2 separate regions of the Homo sapiens genome follow, and region 1 is linked to region 2. Evidence: chromatin loops called from intact Hi-C (ENCODE). Cell type or tissue: heart left ventricle. All regions are shown on one strand. Each heading gives the region's core, and the rest is flanking DNA. Links, peaks and the distances in the headings are about the cores only.

Region 1 (10,520 bases), core at 1,091-9,090, 170 kb after region 2:
AAGGGAAAGGACCAAACCTTTTTTCTTTTAAAATTACTGTCTTCAACTATAAACATGTATTAAATATACGGTATATTTCAGAGAACTGGTTACAAAAAGATAGAAGACAGTATTTGCCCTTAAAAGTCAAAGGAATTGAAAAATAAAAACAAAACAAAACCAAAAACCTTTTCCTATCTGTTTTTGAAGACAAGACATGCACATTGAGAAAGAGACAATAGGAGAAGGGGATATGTGGTCAGAACAAAGTGGTACAGGCGGTTCTTTGGAGACAGAGCTTATGGCTGTGGTGGGAGCTCTAAGGAGGAGACAGAAACTAAATGAGTCTTCTTGGAAGGCAGGATGGAGGCTAGATAAGTGATGAAAAGTTAGGACATCCCAGAAATGTCTTTGGATACACCAAGTCTCAGACACAGAACATGGGCCATGTTTCAAAGGTAGTGTATACATCAACCAGGCAACAGCCAAGGATGCAAGTATGGGAGAGATAGGTTTGGGAAGTTAGGGAATGGCCACATCATGGAGAGAATTTTACTCTTGACTTTAAAATTCTTATTTTATCCTACAGCCCAGTATTTACAACCTCATGCTCTGCAGTCAAAGACTTGAATCCCAGCCCATCCATTTAATCATTCTGTGACCGTAGGAATGTTACTTTTCTTTCTTTACTTTTCTCCTTTTTTCTTTATTTTTTTAGTTTAGTTTCACTTTTTTTAACTTGTCATTATGAAAAATTTCAAAGATACAGCACAAAAGTAGAGAAAACTGTGCAATGAATGCCTCCCCATGTACCCATCACTCCCCTTCCACAATCATCAATATCCAACCTCTTGTTTTATATAAATCCATCCTACTCCCTCCTCACCATCCTCCTCACCTATTGCACCAGGCAGGATATGATTAAGTATCTGGGCACTCTGTGTGTGGCACCTGTTTAAAAAGTCCCTGAAGATGGGAGGGGCTAGGAAAGGATGCCTCTAGAGGGCGTATGTGCAAGCTGTATTGGAAGCAGTATTGCCCTTAGAGAATGTGGGAACCCAGCCTGGGTCTCAGGCCTTAAAAGCTCTGCTTCTGCCCTTTTCTGGCTACCCTTCCCAAAGGGAAAGAAGTCCCAATGAAATGTGCCCACTCAGAGCCTGTGCCTCCCGCAACAGGAGCTGGTACTTGGAACCCAGGAATTCCATGCCCAAATGGCTCGAGGCCACTCCCAGGGGATGCTCTGGCCCCTGCTTGTGTTCCACCATTAGGTCCCAGTAGTGGCAAGGTGGCTAGTGAGGGAATGGTTGTAGGCAGAACTGGGAATTGTGGGCTGAGTCATACACCTATGTATGAGGACCCTTGAGATGTTAAAATGGAGGGGGGAAGAAAGGGTCCTCCCACCTTGTTCCTGAAGACTGAGAGCTCCATCTGGAGCTCCACTCTTGCCCAGCAACCCACAAACTTTAAGGACAGGCCTCAAAAGTAAGGGATATCTACAATTTTTCTCAGTGTTCTTGAATTTAACTTATGCTACTGATGTCTTTTGTCAAGTCAGCTCCTAGGACTACTAAAGAGCCAGATGAGCATTGTCTGAATGCTGGGAGACAGAAGAAAGGTCACACATGAGACAGTGAAGTTGACCAATGTGGTTATTATCAGAAAAACAAGCTTGCACTGCCCATTAGTTTAAAGCAAGCTGACATTCCATTGGTAAGCAGGTCTTTTCAAGGACTTTCTCTATGTGAGGATTAAAATAAGCCCCTTCCCCCTTCCTCAGCCCCACTCTATCCTCCAACTGGGTCCTCCTGAAAAAAAAACAATACCCCCATTGTAGAAATTTTCTCCCTAATTCTGAGACACAGGAAAACTTGTCTGATCTTGGAACCCTCCCTGTCTTGTTTAAAACAAAGATCACCTGTGGATGCTTTTGTGAAAAACAATTCTTGTTTATTCACATACTACAATTTGGAAGAAGGGAAGTGCTAGGGGTAATATGTAATTCTATTACATCCTAGAATTTAGCTATTTAAAATGCAAGGGGAAGAGAGGCAGGTGCTATATGTCTTAACAGGCATATATCTAAAGGGAGAAAAAAGTAGAAAAGGCAAAATAGGGAAGCCCACAACAGCAATTAGGATTTTTTTTATTCCTGAGTGGATAATACGTGGTTTCATTTAAATAAAAACATGATCTCTGTTAATTTGTAAATCCAACAACTCCAACACTCACAGCTAGTGCCCTGGTAAGCCATTTTCAGACACATCATTACTACCTTGAAATTAAAAGTGAATCAGTCCTGTGGAGTTAATTACCAGTAAATTAAGCTAAAGTAGGTCTCCCATTGGCATGGAGCCAGTATAAGATGATTCTCAGTGCTAGCCAGAAACATTGCAAGATATCAAGATACCACTTGGAAAGCTGACTTCATATGCGTGGCAGATGTTTATAGGAATAGCGGGGGAAGTCATTCACAGCCATTTACAGTGAGAAACAGAGATAAAGTTCTAATTAAAAGAAGACCTTTTTGACAGAGACTTAGAAAAGCATCCCCCCTCCAGCCCCACCCCAAAAGGAAAATTCTCAGCTCTCTGTTGTTGTAACTTATTCCCCAACACTTACAGAAAGGAAATTTTACCTATTTCTCTTTGATGCTGGTATGTGGGCCTTATTTAATTATATAAAGTAGAAATAACTGTACAAACTAAAATTAGATAAAGCCAGCAAGAAGAAGTTACTTTCATCACTAGTGCTTTGGAATACCATATCCTCTGTTACAACGTTCTCAAGGAGGTATGCAAGGAAACCAGAGACAGAAGAAAAAAAACTCAGAATAGTTGTCTGAACTTTAATATTTGAATCAAGGAAAATGTGAACAGATGAAACTGTTAGTAAGAGAGAAATGGTGCATGCACAAAAGGGATAGATTAATAAAATGACAGCTGATTGTTGGTGATGAACATATTTGTTTTCCTTAACATGTCCCAACTTCCATAATTATTCAGATGTACAACAAGTGGTCCTAATGTCCTGGCTGAAATTGCCCAGGCGTGCAACAAAGCAAGCTGGTTTTGTTCCTGAATTATGCAGTTAACTGAGGCTGTTTGGGCCCAGATTTGATGTGGTAAGTAGTCAGAATGCTGACATATGATTATTAAAAATTATTAAAATTACTTTCTTCCCATTTTAATTTGATAAGGTGATTTCACACAATTTTGCATTTCAAATATTTCTAAGTAAATTTAGTAAACCAAAGATGAATATGACAAATCTCAAATAATATGTTTTAGAACACTTTCCCATTTGAACTGTTCACTATATATGACTGAGTTTATTATACCTCCTTCAACATATACGATATTGATGTTAAATGTCATGGTAATATATATGAACTACATAAAAACAGTGTTGCTTTCTAACGTGTGGCTTGTTTAAACCCTAAAAGAGCACAGCTGGCTTTGCTGAGCCAAACCATATTATTGATCCGTCTTGACTGTGATTCCACTTGTGAGATAAAGTCCCAACTGGGAGCTTTCTCATAAATTGGGTCAAGACAGGAAGAACTCTAGGTAGCCAGAGGTGTCTCTGTGTCTCTTTTCAAATAATTGAAGGCCATTTCTTCTGGTGTCTGGAAGAAGTAAAATATCCTTGTCTAACGGGTATTGCTTCAGTATACCACATGCCCAATAAGTTCTAGCATCTAGGAGCATGCAATAGCAGCTAATATTAGCTATGCAGTCATGGTATTATTAGTGTTTAATTATATCATGTGCATTGAGATATTTTAAATGTTAAAGAGAAAACAGAAGGACTTATTCTTCTTAGCAACCATTATAGTACAGAATGTTCAAAGCTGCAATCACATTCATAAGGCAAATAAATTGGTTACAAAATGAGGGTAGCAACAAGTGTGCATGCTATAGAAAATGTGAAACGGTACCTAAAATAGATAATCACCTTATTTGTTTTCAAAATTCCAGTGCTGGCTCTGACCATCAATTATCAAACTGGAAAATTTTCACTATAACACTCAACGCCAATTTTCAGTCTTAAGAGTGCGAAAAAAAAGGAGCATAAAATAATTTTTTTTCTCACTGGCTAAGATTCTACCTCATTTGAGAAAGACTTTATTAAAAACCCTTTTAAGAATAAAGGGCTTGAGGTCTTAATGGCAACTCATACTGGTGGGCACACCTAGGGCTTCACTGCCCCAGGGTAATATACAAAAACTAAATGGTAAGAGAAGCATCATCAAAGACAGGTTACTTTCTAAAATACTTTCTACATATTGTTTTCCTTCTTCAATGTTATTTCCTTTGGTTCATGCACACTCAAGGCGCTTCATATATAAGACGATGAAAGTGGAAAGGGTTATACATTATGAAAGCTCTTTTTCAAAAACAAACTGTGTGGAAATAAATTAACCGGTTATTTTAAAACGCCAGTTTGCAAGTTCTTCAAGTCTCTGGTGTTTTGACTTTAGGATTCCTCTAAAACACAGAAACAAAGGGTAAAAATCAGGTGGCCGTCCAAAATGACTTCGGGCGCCCCACTTAAAGAGACGCCTTGGTTCAGGTAGCCCGCTGGGGTCGAAGGCCCCATTTTCCCCCGATCTATCGGGCTTCGCGGCGGAAGTCTTCGTTCAGGCAGGGGATGCCCTAGGAGGGAAGGAGGCGACGGTGCCCAAGGACGTCGGAAGCCGGGGATCTCCGCTTCCCTCGGGCCCCGGCTAGGTTACCAGTGCTGGCCCGCGGCGCGGGTGCCCAGTTGCGCCTGGGACACTGCGGGCACGGCTGTGGCGGCAACGGCAGCGGCCGCCGCGTCGCCGACGCCCGGCAGGACTGAGCGCACGGAGCGGCGGAACTCCTCGTTCCTCCACGTGTAGAGCAGCGGATTGAGCGCGGACAGGGCGCAGCACAGGAGCCAGCTGGCCGCCTGCACTCCCCAGGGCACCGGCAGCGAGAAGCCGCTGGCCAGGCTCACCCACACCAGTGGCTGCGTGGCCAGCAGGAAGACGCAGCAGAGCAGCAGCACCGACAGGCCGCTGAGACGCCGCTGTGCCCGCCGCGGGTGCAGCGCGGGCGGCAGGGGCTGGGCCTGCGCCGGGTGCGCGGCGCCACCGGGGCCCGGCGCGTGCTGGGCGCCCGGGAAGGCGGCGGCGGCGGCGGCGCAGCCGGGCAACTGGTGCAGCAGGTGGAAGTTGAGCACGCTGACCCGCTTGACGCTGACACGCACGCGGCGCACGATGCCCAGGTAGCAGTGCAGCAGCAGAGCTGTCTGCGCCAGCAGCGCCGCGGCGGCCAGCAGCGCCGGGTAGTGGACTCGCGGTGGCGCGGCGCCGGGCCGCGGTGCCCAGGGCGGGAGCAGCAGCACGAGGCCCAGGGCGAGCGCCCAGGACAGCGCCAGCATGCCCGCCGTGTGGCGCCTCTGGTACAGCGCCTGGTAGGTGGCGGGCGCCCGGGTGATGAGCAGGTAGCGGTTCAGGGCCACGAGGCAGTGGGAGAGGAGGGACACCGTGAGTCCGAGGCCCAGCAGCCCACCCCGTAGCAGGCGGTAGCTGCCCCCAGCGCCGTCCCAGTCTGCGGGGGGCTCCGCAGAGCCGGTGGGCAGGAGCCCGAGCACCGCCTCCTGCGGCATCCAGAGGGCGCAGACGCTGAGGTCGGCGGCGCAGCCGTTCACGATGAAGGCGTTGCTGGTGGTCTGCAGCTTTCGGAAGGACGACACGAGATAGATGACCATGCCGTTGGCCAGCGTGCCCCCGATGGCCAGGCCCGAATACAGGAGTGACACCGGGATGCGCCGGCCCGCCCACGACTCCTCTTCCTCGCAGAGCAGCAGCAGCGAGCCACCGGTGGTGGAGGAGGTGGATGTGGAGGAGGAGTTGGTCATTCTGGCCAACTCTTCACACCTCCCTCGCTAGCGTCGGCTTCTGGCAGCGCGGTCCATCCTGACACTGTCCTGCCTGCCAGAAGGGCAAAGACATCCCTTCAGCCCTCTGCCACTGACACAAAAGGCTGAAGCAGAATAATGGGCTGGGGGAGGGGGAGAAAGGGAGCTCGAGGAGGAGGACGGGGGTGGCAGATGACAGGTGCCTGCCTCGGAAATGTCTCCAGAGCCAGGGGAAAGGCCACTTTGCATTGGATTCAGCAGGTATCGGGGAAGCCCTAGGACAGAGCAATACCTAAAACAGTCTCCTCTTCTCCCCCAACACACACACACACACACAGAGAGAGAGAGAGAGAGAGAGAGAGAGAGAGAGAGAGAGATATGTTGCCAGCTGGAGGACCTAGTTCCAGGAGAAAGCAGAGATATCCCAGCTGGGGAAAATCCCATGGGAAAGAGGTGAAGGTTACCTTGCGTTTAGGCTGGTCCTTAGCCGGTGTCTCAGGGGGAGGGATGCCGGGAAATACCTCCTCAGCAACAGCATCAGTGGTCCAGAAATCAACAGGAGAAACTCAGCTGGGATCAGTGCCAGGAGCAAGTGCCCGCTTCTCCCAAGCAGCATCCACACACATGGTCCTGGGCAGGAACTAGCAGCTGCAGGGAGACTTCTCAGCTGGTATCAGGGCTGGAGAAAGTAAAGTGGCGGGCTGCAAGCCCAGGCGGGTGGGCAGGCAGGCAGCAGCAGCAAGAATGCTTGGCTGCAAAAGCAGAAGCTGAGCTCAAGAGGAGAGCACCCTGTGCTCAGAAGCAGGAGTGGTGGCTGATGTGGTGAACCCACTCGAAGCTCTCTCCTGCTTAGTTATACATCATCCAGGGAAAAGACAGCCTTTCCACGCTTGGCATGAATTATTCAATAGCTTCCAACTTGTAAAAGGAAGAAAAATATCTTGCTCAGAAAGTCCTGTCGTTAACAAGTTTCTCTGTCTTTTCTCTCTCCCAATCACCTTATTTTTCATCCTGTTTCATTTTTCTTTCCGTCCTTTTTTTCCCTCCCTTCAATATTAGAATAAAATTTAATATACCCTAGAGTATTTCATCTCAGTCTGATGCATTTTGTGGGCAAGATTTTTCTGTGAGATAAATATATTCCCAGTACCCAGGACTGATCTCTTTATTCCCACATTTTTTAACGAGAATTACTTTATGCACTACTTGAAATTCATTTTTCTTTGGTAAAGTGGAACATAGACAATTATCCACAGAAAATCTCCATTCCTCAATTTAAATCGTACTTTCAGTGTTTTCTCATCAACAAACTCCTTTCCGGAGTTTGTTTTGTGTTTTAGTAATGAAATGGTTAGAGGGTAAAAATGAAATGGGCAAAAGATTTAAAGCAGATGTCAGTGGTACATCTAGACAATGGAATATTATTCAGTGCTAAAAAGAAATGAGCTGTCCAGCCATGAAAAGACATGAAGGAACCTTAAGTGTGTATCACTAAGTGACAGAAGCCAACTGGAAAGGACTACATACTGTATGCTACCAACTATGACATTCTTGAGAAGGCAAAACTATGGAGACAGTTAAAAAGACCAGTGGTTGCCCGAGTTAGGGGGAAAGGAGGAATGAATAGATGATCACGGAAGATTCTTAGGACAGTGGAACTACTCTGTATGATACCATAATAGTGGATCTGTGTACTTATAAATTTGCCCAAAGTGGCAGAATGTGAAACATCAGTGTAAGCCATGGACTTTGGGGAATGATGTGTCAACGTACATTCAATTGTAACAGACGAACCACTCTGGTGGGGGATTTTGATAATGGGAGAGGCTATGTATGCGAGGGGCAGGGAGTACATGGGAAATCTCTGTATCTTTCACTCAAATTTGCCATGAATCTAAAATTGCTCTAAAAAAATAAAGTCAATTTTAAAAAAATGTGTGTCAGGGGGAAAGCAAGAAACCTGAATAATCCACAGTGTGAACAAAGATGACTTTTCACTTCAGAACTTTTTGTCTTGTCTGTCTTGGAGATTTGCAGTCTGATGTTGGCATCTTCTTTGGTGCAAGTGTTCATTTATCCATTCCATGTGGGAATTTTTTCAGAAAAGGAGTTCTCTCAATTATTCACTGGAAAAGTCATGTATTTGAAAATGTAACTCAATATGGGAATATGGTAACATGGCATAATAGAAAAAAATGTTAGGTGGGGTTGCAGCACACCCAGATACTAAGCCGAGCATCCATCATGTAGCCTTGCGATGGATTATTTTCATCTTGTCAAATAAGTTCACAGTCAGTCACTTCAAAGGCCCTTTCTGTTAAAACTTTCTGTGAATCCCTATTCATGAATTTAGCATTTCTTCTCTCTAATTATGACACATGGCATATACCTCTTCTATCTAACATGCATTGCAGTTGTAGTTCTGGGTCATATGTCCCTAAGAGCAATGTTTCAGGAGAGAGGTCAAAACACAGCTTCTCTGCTTTTCTTTTTCTATTTCAAAATCAATATGGTTAGTTGATGACTTCAAGAACTCTGATGAGGATTAAGGATAAGCATGACTTGATAGATTTGGTCCAGCTAAGCTATATCTGAATGAAATTGGTTGGGGCAGGGGCAGGGGCCGGAGGGGGAAGTGAAAGAAAAGAACCAGTGACTTGCTATTCAGAGGGTTGAAGGTTTCGATATCAAGTTTACTGATGTAAATGAGATGAGTATTTGTCATCATCTTTTTGCCTATTGCCATTTGTCCTTATTGAGGTTTTGAGTGCATTAAGCACAGCAAGCCTGCATTTCTCCTTTCTAGTTATGACACATGGCGTATACCTCTTCTCTGTAACATGCATTGTAGTTCTGGCCCATATGTCCAGGAGTCTTTTCCACTCTGTCCCTAAGAGCAATGTTTCAGGAGAAAGGAGACTCTCCTAATCATTCATAGTTAAAACTTGCCATTGAAGTAAAGTTTTTTCTCTCACATTAACATAGTCCTAAAGGACTCTCTGATAGAATGTGGTGGGAGGGTATTCAAATTCTGGATCCCTGGTCCCAGCTGCCACTTTGTGTTGCCTTTGAGACGAGCAGCATTCCTGCTGAGGGACTCCAGTGCCTGGCAGTCACACACACTTCCTCCAAGACCATGCCTCCCTTAGCGCTGGCCTGACAGGGGCCAAATTTTTGTTTGTTTCTGGATTTGGTTTTCCTTTTGTTTTAAGTTAATGAACTTACATAATATAGGGTGGGAATTTTTTCTATCTTATTTCCAGCACCAGGTCAGTGCCTGGGACATAGTAGAAACTTAATCAATACTTACTGAATTAATAAGTGAATGGCAGTGTAAATGATTTCATTTATGTTTTCTCCACGGTGAAACAGTAATTCACTTTTATGAGCATCTCTTTCCTCCCACCTTCAGCAGGAACTTGCCCCATCAGTCATCTGCTTTCTGCTGTCTCTTGTCAGTCTCTCTGCTCTCCACTGCTTGCTCCCCTTCAGACTTACAAAAATGCTGATTTCACCACAACCTCATAAAACTCCCCTGGAACTTCACCTCCTTCTCATGGTGCCTACACACAGCTCACTTCCCCTTCCTGATGGAAGTGCTCATTTTCTCCTTCTACTTCTGATTTTACCATTGAATACCCACCCACACGGCCCTTAGCTCTCCCTGCTCCACAGAAACAGCTTTGGCCAAGGTTAACAGTAGCCTCTCAGTAGCAAATCGTGACTCCTAAATCCTTGCCCTCTACTTTGACTCTGTGAAGAACACCCTCCTCCTCAGTGCCATTTCCCTCCAGGTTTCCCTTTGCTTCTGTTCCTCTGTCTGCTCCCTTCCAGACTCAGTCTCTGGCTCCCCAGTGTCATGGCTCCTTTAAGATAGTGTTCCTGGCTTCTCTTCTTGGTTCTCTTCTCACCCTACTCTCTCTCCCTAATTGATCTCATCTGATTCCTGCCTTCCACTCTCGCCTATGGGTCACCCACAGATTCTTTCCCACCAAGCTTACTTCTTTCCAGAGTTGCAGACGTGTTGGAACTCTCCATTCGGCTGGCCTCTCTCCCTCCTCATCCCACTCATTCTCCTATGGTCACTGATTTGGTTAATAGTCCCCATTGTTACCCTAGTGTTTCTAATAATTCACTATCAAATATGGTGTTTGTTATAGTTTTCTGATATATTGTTTATAAGTTAGAGACATTTCTATCTATTTCTAGTATGACTTTTATATGAAGTGAATTTTTTTTTAGCTGTTGATGTAGTAGGTTACATTTGATATATTTTTAAAAGTTGAATCATCTTTGCATTCCTCTGATAAACCCTGTTTGGTTACAATATATTATCCTTTTAAAGATAGACTGTAGGATTCTATTTGGTAGTATTTTATTTAAGAGTTTTGCATCATAAGTAAAGCCCACTTGGTTTATTTTTCTTGTGCCATCTTGTCCTTTCTTAGTGTCAAGGTTAAGATAAAATTCCCCCCAGGAGTTATTTCACCACTGCTACATCCACATCCACATTCCAGCCCACAGAGATGGAGAAAGATGAAGGGAGGGCAGCCAGCTTCCTTTTTAAGATTTCAGGAGAATCATAAACATCATTATTTTCAATGCCGTCGAGTACATACCATATGTGCCAAGCCATGCTTTGAGTATTTTTTATC
Region 2 (10,520 bases), core at 1,712-9,711:
CCTCCCAGGTTGAGAGGATTGCACCCTCCTCGGTGGCCTCACTACAACAAGTGCATATTGATGGAGCATTTATCATTCTGCATTTACTGATTAATATGCCTATATTTTCTACTTTGCTAACTCATATGGTTTCATTTTTTCATCTCAGCATTTAGCTTAAAATAAAGCATTTATTAAAATTTGCAGAATTAATGAATGATCAGAGTTGCAAGTATAAGGTTAACAGATTTAGACTAACCTGTCTGAATAAAGTACTACTGAGTTTTGTCTTTGAACTTGTTCGGTTTAACCTTTTTATTAGTAGCATAAAGCACATAATATGGTTTGGCCTTGTCCCCACTGAAATATCATTTTGAATTCCCATGTGTTGTGGGAGGGACCCTGTGGGAGGTAACTGAATCATGGAGGCAAATCTTTCCCGTGCTGTTCTCATGATCGTGAGTAAGTCTCACAAGAGCTGACGGTTTTAAAAAGAGCAGTTCCCCATACAGAAGCTCTCTCTCTTTGCCTGCCACCATCCATGTAAGACGTGACTTGCTCCTCCTTGCCTTCCACCATGACTGTGAGGCTTCCCCAGCCAGGTGGAACTATAAGTCCATTAAACCTCTTTTTCTTCCTGGTTTTGGGTATGTCTTTATCAGCGTGTGAAAACAAACTAATACAGCACGTGATTATCTAACCTATTAATAATGCAAAACTGGGAAAGACAACCTTAGAGATGAGAGAAGCAAGATAAAGAAGACCTCAAGGTATGTAATAATATTCCAGATGACGAAGTAAAATTTAATAGGAATGCATTAAAGGTCAGCATTTAAATGTTTCCAATGTTTGAGTACAGTATGGGAGAGATCTGACTTGGTCACAATTCACAGAAAGAAGGTCTTGTGATTTTACGAACCATAAAAATGAACACTGCCATGAGAAATCAAAATAGCTGTGATGAGTCCAGGTTGCACTCCTAGTAATTCAACCTTCAAGTCTTCTGAGGCCACAGTCTCTGAGCACTACACACCCACCAGATCATACTGGGAGCCTGGGTGTCTAATTCAGAATGCCACTCCTTAAGAAAGATGCTGACGAAATTAAGGGTGTCCAGAGAAAAGTAATAGCTCCTATGTTGAAGAAAAAGGACATATTTTGTCTAGAGAAGAGGCACCCATGAAGCAATGTGATAACTGAATGATTAATGCACAGGGGAAGGAATTTACTTATTACTCTGTGCTATACCAAAAGCTAAAAGTACAACTCATATGTAGGCAATTACCAGATTATTAGCTCTAGAGGAACCAAGAATGTCTATGTCTTGTTCACCATTAGTGCTTCAGCACTTTTAACATAGTAACCAGTAGATACTAGGAGCTCAGTAAATCCCTACTGATTGAATATATAACAATTTAAAGGAGATCTGGACTCAGAGTCTAATAGTCTTGTCTTCAAGTCCAGGTATTCTACCTAGGAATTGTGAAACCTTGTACAACTATATGTAGCCTCTCAGAGCAGATTTACAAATGCTCAGATAGTATTATTTCAAGTGATTCATATCATTTTATGACTATCAATCAACACTGATCATATGAAATCTCTTAAAATAAATATAGTAAAATGCTATATAAATGGTATATGGTAATAATTAGAGTAGGGGGCTGGGGGAGGGATAGCATTAGGAGAAATGCCTAATGTAAATGACAAGTTGATGGGTGTAGCAAACCAACATGGCACATGTATACCTATGTAACAAACCTGCACATTGTGCACATGTACCCTAGAACTTAAAGTATAATAATTAAAAAAAGATACAATCATATTAAGTTGATTGTAAAAAGGACTTTCCAGTTAAATCTTTTCAATAATGCAATAGATCACCTTTTGAATTCACTAGCTATTAATCACTGGAGTATTCAAGCAAAGGTTGGATGACATCTGTGAACAATATGGTAGAAGTCAAGTTTTGCCTTGAGACATAGAACTGGATGGCCATTAAGTTGCCCTCCAATGCTAAGATTCTGTTATCAGGGTCAGCACTCTCCATTGTTTCTAGTCTAGCTTCACCAACCCCTTCACTGTCCACATCAAAATTATAATCATCTTCTGATGCTGCTGTATCAGTTGGTATCTCAATCGGGCTCTGAGATACTTCAGGCATACTTCTTTCCACTTATTTAATAACTACTGAATGCATTGCAACTCCAACACTTTCAGGACTTCCAATTAGTCAATTTATTATGAGCCTCCCTGAAGCAGAGATGATTCTGAACCTTTTTTCTTGGGTGGCCTAACACATCTTAGGGAAGTGACATTCTTAGCAGTAACTGTGGCTCACTGTGGAAGCAATTCTTTCTTTTATTTTTTTATTTTTTATTTTTATCCTTGCAAGAATATGGCAGCAATTCTTACCCAGATGAGAGGAGTATTTTTTTTTGCAGGGCATTATCAGAATGGGGTAGAAAAAGTGAAAAACCATCTCAGTAGATTCTATAATGTCAACTACTTCCCCACTAAGCTAGACAGAGTCAAAGGATCTATATCTATGACTCCATTTGCCTTTATGTAACAGAAACCTTTCACAGTGGCTTAATTAAATAGAGGTCTACGGGTACACAGTTCAAGGCTGGACCAACTACCAGAGAGAAACATCAAGGACCAAGATTGATTTCAGATCCAGTTTTATCATCTTTTACGTGTAACAAACCCTCATAATTCTAAGATGGCTTTGTCATCAAACAGTACATCTGCATTTCAGTCAGCAAAGCAAGGAAAAAAGTGAGGGGCAAGAAGTCAAAGCCAGTGGAGTTTGTCTCCTTTTAAATAACTTTCTAAGAAGTCAAAGGCAGTGATTTCCACTCATATCTCACTGAAAAAGTAGGAGATTCAATATTTTAGCTGAATACATGGTGGCCTCCAAATAAATTAGGATTCTGTTTATAAGAAAAAAGGAAGAGTGGATGATGAGTAGGCAGGCAATTAGCAGCATCTGTCACAATTTCCTAATTCAGTTCAATTCATAGAATGTTTATTGAGAGACTGCTATGCTGACACCTTTCTAGCACTGAAATATACAGATGAGGACATGCACACAGTTCCTATATCAGAATGGAAAAGATCTGTGTGGTATTAGTAAAGAACTTTCACATAGTTCAACTCAGAAGAGTTGAACTTTGTGACTCAGAAGTGTCACTTTATTTCCTGATTGCAGATAAATAAATGGCACCTATTCCGAGTCACCAGAATAGGTGCCATTTATTTATCTGCAATCAGGAAATAAAATATATTTGAGTAAGCTGATAGAAGTGTGAGATTTTTCTGGAAAGTAAACTACAGGAAAGATCATTATCTGGTAGGAATCTTGCTTAACCATAAATTTATTGTGACCTTTTGTAATTTTGAAAAAAAAGATTATTTCTTATTAAGAGTAAAACTTCTATTTAATAAAACGTACACACAAGATGTGAGAGATTTACTGAATTTTAATATCACACTAAATGATTACATAAAATAATAATAGGAAGAAGACTGCCAATATGAAAATTATTACTCCCTTCCCTCTTCTAAATTTACTTAATGGAATTCAGAATTTGATTATTTATGCTTTTACTATCCCATGTGTTTAAATTTGGCATTTCAGGTGGACAGAGGATCCTTTGTATATTCCAGTTCTCCTGTTTGGGATGAACTTCCCTCTTTGCAAATCTGTCTCTGGCCTTCTTAAAAAGCATTTTGCCTTGTATTTGTTTTATTACTTACTATGTCCAGATGGGGCTTTATTTTCTCGACATATTTAACCTCTTTAAGTAGAGAAGTCTTACTCATTTTTACATATTACCTGATCTGATGCTCTGTCCACCCCAAGTGCCTATGAATTTATATGAAATAAATAAACATGTTTTTGAGGCAATAACTCAGTACACTTCTTTCAGTTACTAATAACACTTCACATTTGTGAAACTCTCTGTTGTTTTTTGTTTGCTTGCCTTTTGTTTTGAGACAAAGTCTTGCCCTTTCACCCAGGCTGGAATGTGGTGGCACGATCATGACTCACTGCAGCTTTAGGACTACAGGCGCAGGCCACCATGCCCAGCTAATTTTTATATATGCGTGTAAAGACAGAGTCTTACCATGTTACCCAGACTGGTCTCAAACTCCCACCCCAAGAGATCCTCCCACATCAGCCTCTCAAAGCACTGGGATTACAGGCATGAGACACTGTGCCCAGCCTCACATTTGTGTAACTCTTTATCTAAAGCAAGCTTGTCCAATCTGTGGCCCAGAACAGCTTGGAATGTGGCCCAACATAAATTTGTAAACTTTCTTAAAACATTTTGACATGTTTTGGCAATTTTTTAAGCTCATCAGCTATCATTAGTGTTAGTGTCTTTTATGTGTGGCTCAAGACAATTCTTCTTCTTCCAATGTGGCCCAGGGAAGCCAAAAGATTGGACACCCTTGATCTAAAGAGTTGTCCAAATGTGTCCGGAAGTGGTTCCTTCTGGTGGGTTCTTGGTCTCACTGACTTCAAGAATGAAGCCACAGACCCTCGTGGTGAGTGTTACAGTTCTTAAAGATGGTGTGTCTGGAGTTTCTTTTTTCTGGTGGGTTCGTGGTCTTGCTGACTTCAGAAGTGAAGCTGCAGACCTTCGCAGTGAGTGTTACAGCTCTCAAAGGTGGTGCGTCCAGAGTTGTTCGTTCCTCGCAGTGGGTTTGTGGTCTCGCTGACGTCATCTCGCTGACTTCAGGGGTGAAGCCACAGACCTTTGCAGTGAGTGTTAACAGCTCTTAAAGGTGGCGCGTCCGGAGTTGTGTGTTCCTCCTCGTGGGTTCGTGGTCATTCTGGCTTCAGGAGTGAAGCTGCAGACCTTCGCAGTGAGTGTTAAAGGTAGTGCAGACCCAAAGAGTGAGTAGCAAGATTTATTGCAAAGAGTGAAACAACAAAGCTTCCACAGGTGGAAGCAGACCCAAGCAGGTTGCTGCTGCTGGCTCTGGTGGTCAGCTTTTATTACCTTATTTGGCCCTGCCGACATTCTGCTGATTGATCCATTTTACAGAGTGCTGATTGGTCCGTTTTTACAGAGTGCTGATTGGTGCTTTTACAAACCTTTAGCTAGACAGAGTGCTGATTGGTACGTTTTTACAGAGTGCTGATTGGTGTGTTTACAAACCTTTAGCTAGACACAGAGCACTGATTGGTGTGTTTACAATCCTTTAGCTAGACAGAAAAGTTCTCCAAGTCCCCACCCAACCCAGAAGCCCAGCCTCTTCACCTCTTACAAAGTGCCTCAGGATTATGGCCTGTGAGCCTCACAGCAACCCTATGCGAGAGGTAATGTGGATGCTCTTATCTTCACAGTGTTGATCAGGAAACAGAGGCCCAAAGAAATTTGGTTACTTGAGCAAGCTCACGCAGCTAGTGGCAAGAATTGGATCTTTACCCCAGCTCATCTCATTCTCACTTCTCTACTTGGTGCACTATGCCAAATCACCTCAGTGTTTGTGGGAGAGATGCACCTTCCCTTCAAGTATTAATGCTGTCACTTAGAGAACCCAGATGCCCATAAGGTCTCATTCCAATCTGACACTTTGAATATGACAATGACCCAGGAGACTGCATCCACTTCTCCTCAACTTGATGACTATAAGCTTCTTATCACAACTTTCAGGGCGATTTTTGAATATTAAATACCGGGACATTTTATGATGAGCGTTCAGAATCTGCTTTAGGAGTCCAAGAAGGAAAGGGATGAGTAGACAATATGGAAACACCTTGTCCAAATTCACTCTAGGGGCCTAAGACTGTAACTCCAAAAAGGGAATTCCCTGTGCCACTCGCTGGTGCTTAGAAGGAACATTAATGGAGCCTGATATGGTCTGGCTTTGTGTCCCCACTCAAATCTCATCTTAAATTGTAATCGTAATTGTAATCCCCACATGTTGGGGGAGGGACCTTGTGAGAGGTGATTAGATCATGGGGGTGGTCCTCCCATGCTGTTCTCATGACACTGTTTTTACAAGATCTGACGGTTTTATAAGGAACTTTTACCCCCTTCACTCTGCACTTCTCCTTCCTGCCACCATGCAAAGAAGCATGTGTTTGCTTCCCCTTCTGCCATGATTGTAAATTTCCTGAGGCCTCCCCAGCCTTGTAAAACTGAGTCAATTAAACCTCTTTTCTTTATAAATTACCCAGTTTCAGGTATTTCTTCATAGCGGTGTGAAAATGGACTAATACAGAGCCCTGAGTACCAAAACATTCCTCCTCTTCATGTTCTTATGGATGCCTTCATTCAGTCCAAGTGCAATATCCTTGGAAAACAGCCCTATATGCCCATCCCACCATACTTTCTGGCCCCACATGGATTCACCTCTATAACTCATTTGCAACACAAAAGAGCTGAGGAGGTTAAAAAGTATTCAGGCCCCTCCCATTCTAAAATGATTGCAAAACATCTGTTTACATTTTTGAGAGAAGACTTGGACATTTCATGAGCTTTTGGTAGATAGGGAACAAGTAAATACATGAGGAAGAAAAGGAGCAAAGAACATGATAGAAAATTACTCTAAACAAATGTATTATATTTATTTATAAATGACTCGTAATTTGGGAATTATCTCATAATGTACAAAGCTCAGAGTTTGGTATGTCAAACAAGTAAAATAAATACTTTTCCCATTTGACTATAACATAAACATGATGATTTTTTAGTTATATGTTAAATTAAAATTACAATTTTCATAAGCAACACATAAGATTTCCTTTTGGAACCTAGAAGCCTTTCAAGAATTGTAGGTCAGCATTGTACTGTTAAACTGTTTAAGACATTTTGACACTTGCAGGGTACCATTAAGAAAGCAGAAGTAGGCCAGACATGGTGGCTCATGACTGTAATCCTAGTACTTTGGGAGGCTGAAGCAGGCAGATCACTTGAGGTCAGGAATTCAACACCAGCCTGGTGAAACCCTGTCTCTTGTATACACACAGACACACACACACACACACACAAAATTAGCTGGGCATGGTGGTGTGCACCTGTAGTACCAGCTACTCAGGTGGCTGAGTCATGAGAATCACTTGAACCCAAGAAGCGGAGGTTGCAGTGAGCTGAAATCATGTCACTACACTCCAGCCTGAGTGACAGAGTAAGGCTCTGTCTCAAAAAAAATGAAAAGAAAAAGAAAACAGAAGTAGTCAGAAGTAAAGGAACCTAGGTTCTTATCTCTATTCTGTAAATAAAAGGGTAATCTGAGGTAAAACTCTTTACTTTTAGGGTTTAAGTTTTCTCACCTGCAAAGCAGAAGAAGGCAGGCTAGATGGTCACTAAAGTCCTTCCCTTGAATCAGTATTATTTCTGAGCTAATAATGAGTAATTGAAGAACCATAGACAAATTGGCCAAATATCTGTGAAGCCAGGTATTATAACTACAAGAAAACGAACACAGGTGTTCTAACAAAGCACCTGTTCTTAGTAGGAGCTTCATGGAAATCTTATTTCATGTCTTCAGGTCATTGCTATTTGCTTTTTTATGCTTTAGACAGACTTTCTGCTGTTGGCTGCAGGATCTAGCCTCTTGAATTTACTTTGTATGTTCCAGTGTTTCTATCTGAGTCCCTAGACATGGACATGTCTATTTCCCTCTATGTTAAGGTTGGTGACAAAATGAATATTTTTTTAGTACCTCCTGTGTGCCAACCACTGCTAGGTGCTCAGGAATACAATGATGACAAAGCAAACAATATTCCAGCTTTCATGGAGTTCACATTCTAGTGAAACTGAACAGAGAAACATTGGGAGCAAAGGAACTAGCAGAGGGAGGGTAAATTGGAAAGGAGAGGGAAACAAACCCCGGGTGGAAGTACAAAATGGTTGAACAAGAAGACGACAAGCCTCTTTCAGAACCTCCCCCTCCTCAGTCTATTAAAAGAAAGAGGCAGGACGTAGTTAGTAGCCTACAATAAACAATATGGATGGTGCGAAATAAATAGTCATTAAAGAATGATGTAGTGTCACCAGAAGATACCAGGAGGCTAACGGAGATAAGATTTGGACAGCAGTGGAGCGGGAAAATGTTTTGGAAGTGGCCACAAGAAGAAGGATTCCTAATCTGACTTCCAGGCTCTGTGGCATGTAGGGTCACCATCTGACGAGTCTCAGATATAGTGTTATTTACCAACCCAGTCTTCCATTAGGATAAAAAGATAAAGGCTTAATGAAGGTAGACAATATCAGGGATTTTGCAGACGATTCTAGAGGGCACAATGAAAGTCTTGAGAGACCCAGAATTGGCTCAGAATAAGGAACGTATGGAGATATATTGATAATGAATCCAGAAGTTTGGACTTATTGAGAGAGATGTGAAGAAAGATGGGATTAGTCCTGATCATCTGTTAGAGAATGATCTGAGAGCAGATCACCATCTTCTGGGTATGGCTTCATAGGCAAATTCACAGGCAATTTGCAGTGGTAAGACCAGCAGTGGAGGGGTGATCTTTCCAGGAGCTCACTGAGCTTTGGAAGAAGAGCAGAAGACAGGAGGGTAGTCTTAACAGAAATAACAGGAACTCAGTAAGCTCCTCTTACATCCTATAGCAGAACCTACTCCAAAAAGCTAGTAAGATAGACTTATTAGAGTATAAATAAATTGTTATGATATAAACACCACCATGTCCTGACAAAGAAAAATGTCCCAGTTAATCTTGCCATTATATCCAATTTAAACATTGGGTGTTCAAAGATTAACTGAATTATAGAAAGATGTTATAAAGATATCTCACATCAGTAATGTGCTTCATAACTTTAAAAATTATTTAATATAGTTTATCGTATGTGAGCCTTTTAACAATCCTAGGAAATATGCCAGGTGAGTATTTTTTTTAATTGTCATTAAAAGGATGAGGAAACTGAGGGTCAGAAAGGTTAATTGACCTACTCGAAGCCACACAGCTAGGTAATAAGAAAACTAGGACTAGAGGTTAAGTTTCCTGATTCTACATTGAGTGCTCTTTCCATTCTAGCACACTGACTACTTTCAAAACAGTCTCAACTCAGCTCAACCCCAGACCTTTTTGAGTCTTCCTGTACTGGTGGTTGTCCAGGAAAGCTTTGTACTTAACTTAGGCATCGTCATTTCCTTTGATATGGTATCATCAATGCAAACTATTTTTACCATTTTTTCCTCTGAATTTATAAAAACCAACTTTCCATTCCCAAATCATACTTAAAATTCATTGCCCTGTTAAGCAAATATATCTGCAAAAAAAGTAATGTTGTGAAGTAAGCCAACTAGATTCAAAAATTCCCTGCTTTCTATCTCTGTATATTTTTGTTGGCTCAGAACATAAGCTGTGGAAATTCCAAGACTTCCATATAAAAAATTCTAAAAGCTTGCTTGCAATTTGCCACTTTACAGTTAAAATGGGACTTAAGGAAAATATCCTGTTTTTGAAGCCTTTGAGCCAGGATAAATAGGATAAATACTAAGTGATTAAAATGCTCAAAAAGGAAATTGTAACACAAATATTGCGTTGTACTTATGGACATTCCAAATATTTTCTAAAATTTCCCCAGGCAGGCTTTTTAAAATCCGAAAGGAAAAAAATAAATAAGGAGAAGTGCTGGATGTTAACATGTAAGTAAACAGTTTAACTTAAAAGATTTCCCCATTTGATGGATTCAGGCATCTACCATTCAGGGGGTTCTATTGTCTTCTCCATCCCAGGGCTGAGGTCATCTTTGTTTGAGATGACAATGATCTTCACAAGCCAGCAGGTACCACACAGCCTGACATTTTCCATGTCTCTTGAGATTCTGCAGGAGAAATGACGGAGTCTAGTCATTTTGTTTTCTTCTCATTGTTGCTCTCAAGTGTTTTCAAATAATAACCACTGCACCTTGTTTTCAGATTAGCACACTGGACAAAAACTGAGAAATAATTGCACCATGTAACTCATCTTCCAAGCAGTGAATCCGGAAAGACTATCATGAGGTCTGCTGGGTAAAAGTCCAAGGCTGTAAATGAGATGTTTGTGTAGGAAGGGATCTGAAAAATCACTGTCTTGTAATTCCAACCACAGAGTGGTAATCAGGTGTGAGTACTATCATCAATAACTTTTTGTTAATAATAGTGTGCTGCCTTTTGGAAATGTTCTTGATCCAGAGAATTAGAAAATGAGGGCAATCAGGGGCGTCATATTGTAGGGTCTCATTGTAGTTTGTTTATTTCCTCTAGGTTTAATAGGCTAATAGTTTTTGAACTGGGCAATATCTTGGCCTTTGTCTATCCATCTAAAGCCCAGAGTAGTTATCATGTTCCCAAATATGTATGGTTATTTGCAGCAGAGAGGGCAGCTTGAGCCCAGGCCTCTGGCCTACAATTAGCTCACTGTTTTTCCAGTAAACTAATATACTCTCCTACTTTTTGAAAAATAAAAATATCATGGCAATTGAGGGAACCTACAAGAATTTTTTTTTCTAAAATCCTAATCTGTCCCCTCAGTTAAGTCAGTTTCCTAATACTTGTTTTACAAAGTCTGT

Evidence for each region. Hi-C counts contacts between places; a loop is a spot of excess contacts. Peaks named below come from ENCODE experiments on the same cell type or tissue, not always from the same donor. Only the 100,000 strongest peaks of a DNase experiment are listed, where the experiment ranks them.
Region 1: it touches region 2 in a loop (2.3-fold over the local background); 5 of 110 quality-filtered maps call a loop at or near these places.

The regions. Positions count from the first base shown.
Region 1 is chr1:100,534,312-100,544,831 of GRCh38, reverse strand. GPR88 (G protein-coupled receptor 88) reads right to left here and starts at 6,693. Exons shown (of 2, transcript NM_022049.3): 1 at 6,330-6,693; 2 at 2,811-5,938. The coding sequence starts at 5,865. The coding sequence ends at 4,711. RefSeq lists a silencer at 5,132-5,301 and enhancers at 4,571-5,419, 5,572-5,971, 5,420-6,269. In heart left ventricle, for the core only: CTCF peaks have their summits at 5,375 and 5,575; DNase peaks (open chromatin) are centred at 4,921, 5,341 and 5,771; H3K4me3 peaks cover 1,560 bases; H3K27me3 peaks cover 1,745 bases.
Region 2 is chr1:100,707,410-100,717,929 of GRCh38, reverse strand. No RefSeq gene overlaps it. Among named protein-coding and RNA genes, the nearest start is that of VCAM1, 7.1 kb to the left of the region's middle. RefSeq lists an enhancer at 4,462-5,661. In heart left ventricle, for the core only: no CTCF peak of the experiment used is centred there; a DNase peak (open chromatin) is centred at 4,749; H3K27ac peaks cover 1,085 bases.